Linked DNA regions of Homo sapiens: all the other regions are linked to region 2. The links are chromatin contacts, found by Hi-C in ENCODE. All regions are on one chromosome and are shown on one strand. Each heading gives the region's core, a stretch centred on a gene start or an enhancer-like site at or near the end of the contact. The rest is flanking DNA. Distances are from core to core; before and after follow the strand shown. Region 1 has its middle 570 kb from the start of GJE1. Region 2 overlaps LOC105378027 (a long non-coding RNA gene). Region 3 has its middle 650 kb from the start of GJE1.

Region 1 (2,700 bases), core at 89-2,588, 990 kb after region 2:
GAGATATACATCAGGGATCAGTCCACTGTCTTTATAAATTACAATTCATTGACTGTGTTTTCTGTTTCCAATCTCATCAAGAAGTACAGTATCTAGTTGTACCATATCTGACTACTGTCTGTCAACAATTGGATCTCTTAGTATATTTGAAATGAGAAGCTACAACACAGTGATTGTGTCCTTGAAATAAGATTTCAAGAGTCTTTAATTCATGTTCTTTATTCCTTGCCTTCTTACTCTGCTCTCCATCACTCTTTATTCCTTTCTTCAATATTGAGACATACACAGAACATCATTTGAGGAATGGAGAATTGAGTCATGTGCCATGTTTGCACATAGCTTTAATGTGATTGTCTATGATTCCGTAGGCAAACATAAGAACACCGAATTGCACACAAAGTCTGTAATCATATCATCTGTGGCTACAGATGGAAAACAGCCTGCACAAACAGGAGGTATTGTTAACCAGGTGGATTTCCAGTTTCAATATGTTTGAACAAATTTTGGGGTAACACAAAGACATTAGCAACTGGGCAATGCTGAAGAGGCGTCAGAAGGCACTGTCAACTCCAATCTTAAACATTTTTCAGAAAATTAAAGAATTATTTGAATAATCTTAGTATATCTGAGCCACCTGTTTGTGTATTTAGCTTATTTCCTCATATATTTATTTAAATTTTTTAAATTTTTTTGGATACGTAGATGATATATATATATATATATGTAGTTACAGAGCTAGTGAGATATTTTGACACACGCACGCAATGCGTAATAATCACATCAGGGTAAATGGGGTATCCACCACCTCAAGCATTTATCTTTAGTGTTACAAACAATCCAATTATACACTTAGTTTTTAAAAAATCTACAGTTAAATTATTGCTGACTATAGTCACCCTGCGGTGTTATCAAATATCAGATTGTATTCATTCTTTCTATTTTTTGTACCCATTAGCCATCCCCATTTCCCCCCCATCCCCCATACAGCTTTTATTGTGCCGCCAACCTCCTCTCCTCTCTCTGAGTTTGGCATTCCCTGTGACATGACCTGTAATTCAAAGAAACAACCTCCAAATTAGCTGGATGCTCTCAACCTCTAAAGAGTTTAGAATCAGGAAACATCATTATTTATGCCACGTCTGTTCTCATATCTTATTTGCCTTTATTTTCTTTAACAATATCTGGCTTTTGCACATTCAATGAATGCCATGATCGGCAGCAGAGGAGTGGATGGGTTTTCCTGCGATTGTCCTCCCCTTTTCCCCACTGTTTCTCACAGAGGTGACCGCAGTGACTTCCTGACGCTCTCTGATAGGGAAGCTCCTCCACCTCCTCACCAGGCTGCCTGGCGCGCTCAGCCCATCCCGATTCCAGGACGTCCCTGTCCTCCCCAGGGCCTCTAACAGGCAGCATTGGGTAAAACACCGGTTTCAACTTTCACCTTCAGGACCACTTCCTTCCTAAGTGCCTTATTCAGCAGGAAAGGGAAACCTGTGTTGGGGTGTGGAGTTTTCCTCTCAGATTAGCATGCTTCTCTGGCTGCTGGCAAAATTAGAAAAGCGTCGAGGATAAAATGGCTTTATTTTATTTAATGTCACCAGTAGGGGAAATTTTTAACATCGACACCCAGCAAGCCGGCCCCCTTAGGCTTCAGAAGTCACCCCCGCTTTTCACAGAACCTATATAACACTTTACCTCTGAAAATGATTTCTGACTATGACCCGGATATCAAAATTAGGAAACAGCCAAAAAGCATTTCCTTTCTTTTATGTTTTTTTTTGTGCCAGTTGCCCTCCCTGAGTCTTTTCATTTACCCTGGCAGAGATTTGTCTCTTTGCCTTTAAAAGTTAAATCCACCTTCATCGCACAATGTAGAAAGAAGTGAAATTAAACTGCAGTGTGTTCCAGAGGAGAAAATCTACTTTTTTCATCTCTCAGCCCTACTTTAACTTAAACTGACCTAATTACAGCCCACACCAGAAGAAGCGGAAGAGCTGAAGGAGCGCTTCTGCCACCTAGTGGAAAGATCCTTGAACTGTGCATGGAGACTTCCACTTTTTTTTTTTTTTTTTTGCTTTATTTTTGAAATGTCTGGCACAGAAGTGCAAATGACCTTCTCTAGTCTCTGCATGAATACTGAGGATATGCATCACACACTGCTCTGTTCCTTTGGAAATTCAAAATGTAACGGTCTTCTAAAGAACTCTATTTAGAGAAGGTTGAATTAATGGCTCTTCAGATGAACTATACCTTGAAAACTATTTTATTAAGACCATATGACATTTCATGAAAGTTAAATGGAAAACGATAATGCAAATATTAATACCCTTTAAAGCAATGTTTTAAATATTATGTCTTGGATTTAATGTTTAGGGATGTTAGCACCCTCCCCACTAAATCAATTACTCTTCCTCGTAGCCACTGCACGGTTTAGCTAGCTGAATGATTTCTTCAGTGCAGCTCCTGGCTTGTTTATTTGTTTGCTTTTAGGAGTGGTACTGGACATTTAAGAATGCTTCGTTCTCTTCTCCTGGCTTCATTAACGAGTTATTGATCAATGACTTGAAAGAAAAACTTGGATGAAAAATTTAGTCAGCCCTGAATCACCAATGCTAATTAAAACCAGGGAAAGGAAGGAAAATGAAAGACGTTTACAATGCCCAAATCTCGGGGTAGCTGATCTCCTCCTTCACCAAAGCA
Region 2 (2,727 bases), core at 141-2,640:
AGTTGATTTGAATTGACTTTCTTTCAAAGAAAACAAGCTCTCCAACGTTCAAAATTAACCCCATTAACAGAAACTCAAGAAGACCAAATTACATATGAGATTTTAGTCTTTCTTTATTTTCCAACTTGGAAATTTTATATAGATGGTAGAAAAAATTGATAAAGTGTCAGAAATAAGCACTAAACAAACAATATTATCATAAATAAACATCATCTTCAATTAGTATCAATAAGACATAAAATGCTGCCACAACTGAGGCCATCAACTTTGGTGAAGAATGTATTATAGAATATTTTACTGTGGTTCAAAGAGGTATTTGAAATACCATACTGCCATTTTTGGAAACTAATAAAATATATCTTGAAAAGAAAGGTAATTAATTATAGATTTTTAACTTCATATTTCAAATTCCACTCAGCCCACACCAATCTGAAAGTCACTAATTTGATTTAACTCTATGTAGTAAAACTCCATTTGTCTTTGAGTTGTCATTCAGTCCTCTATGACAAATTCTGAAAATACTTTCCTCAAGCATGCAGAACTTGATGAAATATCCTTAAAACATTTTAAGCTGTTAATAGAAACACACAAGAATATTGTGGAAAAAATATCTTTTATTGATATATTTAGTTTAATTAGCAAATATAAATTTATAAGCAGGTAAGATTCACATAGACAAAATAGTAATACAGAGTGAAGAAATTTTACACTATAATAATCACACATTTTTATTAAGCTCTTAGACTTACTGCAAATGTATTTTCTTGGTACTTGGGTAGAATGGCAACGGGCACTTTAGATCTCAGATCAATAGATAGAAGCACTTATTTTACGTGAGAGAAGCAAAGAGATTTTCTGTTGTCTTAAAATTCACTTTGCTATGTGATGTGAACTCATTTTGAAGTCTTTCTTGTCAATGATAATATTACATTTCAAACTGAGACACAGTGTGTTTCTCTTTTGAGAAAGCTACTCATCTTAAATAGAGCAAAGTTTCAAAACAGCAAGTTAGATATATCCCTTATTGTTCATAACCAAAATCTTTACATTTTGGAAAAGAAAAAGATGAAAAAGAAAGTAGATAAAATTCAATACTAAAAAATTCTACTGCTAAGGTTTTCTATAAAAACAATTAGCTGACCAGAGATGGTACCGTTGTGTAGAGATTAGCACTGGAAAGAAAATAAGCAAGACTAAAGCATTTATGGTTTATGCATCTGTCTATTTAAAGGACTTCCAACCCCTTAGCCCAATGCTGCTGTCAGGAAAGAAATGGAAAATCCAGTTACAACTGTCTAGCAGGTCTATCATTATTCAGGATGAAAGCACTGCTTAGTCATTCACTAACTCAGAATTCTCTTTTTAGCAACTTAATACAGTATCATGCAACCACTGCCCAAGACAATTTACAACAAGACTCTTTGCCAAAAATACATCAATTGTAAGGAAAACAGGAAACAGCAAAGAGAAGGGCAATCTTAACCAGTTTTCTGAGTCATCTTTTCCTGTGCACTCGTCACGAAACTCCATTTATTTAGGTGAGCTGGAAGTATTATATTTAGGAAATAGGGTTAGAGCCTGATAGTGCCGTTAAGTGGTCTAAGCCACCAGTTTTTCTAAGGGCTAATTCTAGGCCAAATTATAAAGTAGCAAATTCTGCTTTGATGCTGTCTCCTCTCTCCTTTTTGTCTTCCAATTTCTTCCTTTCAAATAACCAGGGACCTCTTGTCTTATCTGACTTCTCGGAACCTACTGTTTTCCACACTAAAACCTGTGCAGTTAGTTAACATGCTGATCTGATCACCTAACATGATGAACTAGTGCCAAGTGTGGATATAACTGGAGGAGCTCGAGATTTAAAAGTTAAGTAACGTTCCAGAAAATACATAGCTTATAACTAGTGATAACTAGAGGAGCAAGAAGTCAGTTGCAGGCCTGTGAGCGTTTCCAGTCATTATTATGCTGATTTACATGGTTATTCTGGTGGGGCTGTGCCTAGAGGTGAGAGTAGGGGCATCCTATCAGAATTCCCAGGGTATATTCTCAAAATTAATATACATGACTGAGAATCTCCTGAGTTATGTAATCAGTGTGGCAGTCATACATGTTATAACAATTTCCCAAATGACTAGAATGCACACTCAGAGAACACACATTAATTTTAGGTAATGGATGTGCTAAGACATGGTGAACACCAGTGTCACTTGATGCAGACTGAAACTCACAGGCAAAAGAGTAACTGGAGTATAAGTAAGTCCTCTAACTCAAATGGTAGTCATGCCTCTGGGGTGTAAGACATGTATAAGTCAGGGCAGTGCTGGAAATTATAGATTTCTCTAGATTTGTTTCATTTGTAGCAGGGAAAAGGCCCGTTTAGAAGCCTATTTGGATGGATTTTTCAGTGTGAATGAAAGTCCCTGTACTGCAGCAATTGGTGCCGGTCTCTCCCTTCCCAGACTCTCACATTTCCTTCATAGTTTTTTCTTAACGAACCATCAGCCATACTGCCTTAGAGACGGGTCCCAGTGGGAAATTTGGTTCTCAATACTGTCCCCTCCTGTCTGCTCTTCTACTTTTCTTTCCACTTGTCTGTTCTTTTCATTTGAGGGAGACCCTAGGCTCTAGAGTTCTATTTTGGCAGGCTATAGCTATAGCCTCGAGAGATGCTCCAATTTGCAAACAGTCTTTGAGGGGTCTCCCTTGCTCAGGACTCCAGCCCAGTTTCCG
Region 3 (2,700 bases), core at 148-2,647, 910 kb after region 2:
TGGCTACTGATGGCTTATCATGCATTTTTTTAATGGAAAATGTCTTTCCTCCAGAACTTTAAAATTTGGAAATATTCATATACTAATATATTTTATGTAATAATATTAGAAGAGGAAGAACCTATATTCACATATTAATTATCATTTTTCTCACAAAGAAATAGAGATAAACCAAGACTAAGACATGGTCCCAAGATCACACAGCAATTAAGATTCAGTCCTTATTTACTATTCATTTCATTCTCTGAAACTGCAATTATATTTGCTTTCAAAGAATGTTCCAGAAAAATATAAGTGTAGAAAAAGAATAATATAGACATTAATTTCACTAAATAATATAAGCATTTTTTTTTTCTTTTTCTATCAGCTGAAAGCAGCCTAGGAGTGTTAATCCTCTTGGTGTTTCTCAACCAGACTCTTTTGCATGATAAAACAATTTTACTCTCATTGGTCTATTCTAGCATTTAAGTTAATTTTCCAACCATCTAAATTCCAAGTGTGCACCATAGAGGTTGAGCTTTTCTATCCATCTGCTACACCAATACCGTCCAGTCTATGCCAATGATTGAAGGGTATAAAAAAAGGGCCGTGTGGTCGTTTCAGTTTTGTTTTGTTTTGCAATGCAGACGCACTTGGAGCAGCAGGTCAATGAATTCTGGGAACTGCATCTTTTTGACACATGAGACCTTTGCAGAATGAATCAAAGTTAAATCCCATGAATAAATGCTAGTGTTTAATAATCATTCCGTTTATGGAAGCTTTATTGTGAATTCATAAAAGCAAGGACAATATTTCCTTGCAAGTCCACAAATCACCATCATAAGCAAGGCAATCGTGAATAAACTGAGCTGGACTGCATAGCCTCTTTGGCAGTTGCTAGTATTTAAATATGGATGGGAGAAGCAAAGACTAGGAGAAGTTGTCCTAAAGCAAGCAAATGACAGCTCCCACAAATAAAGGGAAAAATGTTAAAACAATAAACAAAAGAGAAACAATTACTTGCTCATTACAAACATGTCATATTGCATTCTTTATTTTGATTGTGGAAAATTAGCCATTGACTACCAGGAACAATTGATTTTCCTTCACAGCTGTTTTCTAATTACATCTGAACACTGAAAATTCTAGTGCAGCCATTCAGCTGTACAAAGAGAATTTTCTTTTATTATTTTTGCTATTGCTGCAAGCTCTGCCCAGAAGCATGACTATAGTTAGATGATCTGTACTGTATATATGTGGTGTTTGTATTAAAAGCCATGCTTTTCAGGGATGTTATAAGAACTCAAATATTTTAAATTACATAGGGCAGAACTTGGTGTACAAGCTGTTTTGCCCAGATGCTATTACGTAGCTTTCTCTTTCTTTTTGCCATCAAAACAAGGAAGAAGATAATGAAGATAGCTTAAATCGGTACATCCGTTTCTTAGTCACTGCATAGTCGTCAATTGGATCTATTTTTGTCATTGTGGCTTCTGATGAGTGTTTTGGCACAGTCTTACTGGGAGGGTGGAGGGTGATGGGCAGTTTCCTGTCAGTTAATTCTGTGGGTAAATTCTAAGCAAAGAGCATGGAGATTATTAACAGGCAGGATTCCAAGGTTTCAGAGAAGCAATTGAAATTTTTGGATGCTTCTCTTCAAACGCTTTAGAATTTTCCTCAAAATGATTTCAGTTTTAAAATATGGCCAGAAATATGAAACTTGCCCTTGGGAGTTTTCTAGGACTTGCGGTTAGTGAGTTCTGGAAAAATAGTTAAGATACTTCCTTCAGAGTTTAGGGTCTCTGATTAATCTTTACCATAATTTAGGTGAAATCAGCTCAGCAATGTTAACAATTCAGCAAAAATAAAGTGAAACCTTAAAATGTTTTTTTTCCAATGGAAAAAAAAACACAACATTTCAAGCCTGGGTTATTAAAGCAAAAACTGGGAGCTCTTATTTATTTACTTATTTATTTTAATTTTTTTAATTTATTTTTATTTTTTGTAGAGACAGGGTCTCACTATGTTGCCCAGGCTGGTCTACCACTCCTGGCTTCAAGCGATCATCCTTCCTCGGCCTCCCACAATTCTGGGATTACATACGTGAGCCACCACACCCGGCCAGCTCTTTGTTGCCATTTATTAAATATTTGCCCTCTTTAGAGGTAACTTTAATCAGGTATCTGTTCACTGGATGGCAATTTTTTAAGTCTTTGATCAAAACTCTAACCTCTGTAGTTCCTGTAGTAACGCAGTGTAACTTGAAATTTGCCATTTTACTTGGAAGGCTCAAAGATTCCTCAATGGCCCATCTTATTTTAGTATTTCCTTTGCCAAGATTAAGATTGAGGTGATGATTGTTTAATTAAATTAAATTTGGCTTGAGGCTGTCTCGGTACCGTAGGTCCCTACATAACAAACTACAATTTAACTAAACAAACTGAAAGCCTAATTTAGGAGTATATATTGTAACAAATTGCTAGGTCTCAGCCAGTCACAGCCGACTAGCTTCAGCCAATCACAGGCTGCCAATTGATCAGACCATGTCCAAACAAGTAAAAAATGCTAAGCTGTAACCAACCAGTTTCTGTACCTTACTTTCATTTTCTGTCCATATGTACTGCCTACCTACTTTGCAGAAGTGAGATCTCTGAACCACTCTGCTGGCTCTTGAGAGCTACTGGATTCCCAAATAATTCTCTGCTTCATTAAACTCCTTTA

Evidence for each region. A loop is a pair of places that touch in the nucleus more often than their neighbours do. Pooled maps may share reads with other maps.
Region 1: a map of endothelial cell of umbilical vein shows a loop between it and region 2 (5-fold over the local background). The contact joins two enhancer-like sites. A Hi-C loop is called at or near these places in 2 of 168 maps with a recorded cell type or tissue (endothelial cell of umbilical vein and naive thymus-derived CD4-positive, alpha-beta T cell), 1 of 37 single-sample maps with no recorded cell type and 8 of 50 pooled maps.
Region 3: a loop to region 2 is called in a map with no recorded cell type, with 2.2 times the contacts of the local background. The contact joins two enhancer-like sites. A Hi-C loop is called at or near these places in 1 of 168 maps with a recorded cell type or tissue (naive thymus-derived CD4-positive, alpha-beta T cell), 2 of 37 single-sample maps with no recorded cell type and 10 of 50 pooled maps.

Annotation. Positions count from the first base shown.
Region 1 is chr6:141,560,998-141,563,697 of GRCh38, forward strand. No RefSeq gene overlaps it. Among named protein-coding and RNA genes, the nearest start is that of GJE1, 570 kb to the right of the region's middle. Within about 2 kb of position 1,339, at least 16 of the 41 ENCODE cell types and tissues checked have a DNase peak (open chromatin) inside an H3K27ac peak, as active enhancers do; they include endothelial cell of umbilical vein, where a contact is called at or near this core.
Region 2 is chr6:140,570,906-140,573,632 of GRCh38, forward strand. All of the region lies in intron 2 of LOC105378027 (a long non-coding RNA gene), which reads left to right. Among named protein-coding and RNA genes, the nearest start is that of MIR4465, 110 kb to the right of the region's middle. Within about 2 kb of position 1,391, at least 3 of the 41 ENCODE cell types and tissues checked have a DNase peak (open chromatin) inside an H3K27ac peak, as active enhancers do; they include endothelial cell of umbilical vein, where a contact is called at or near this core.
Region 3 is chr6:141,482,379-141,485,078 of GRCh38, forward strand. No RefSeq gene overlaps it. Among named protein-coding and RNA genes, the nearest start is that of GJE1, 650 kb to the right of the region's middle. RefSeq lists an enhancer at 1,244-1,383. Within about 2 kb of position 1,398, at least 16 of the 41 ENCODE cell types and tissues checked have a DNase peak (open chromatin) inside an H3K27ac peak, as active enhancers do.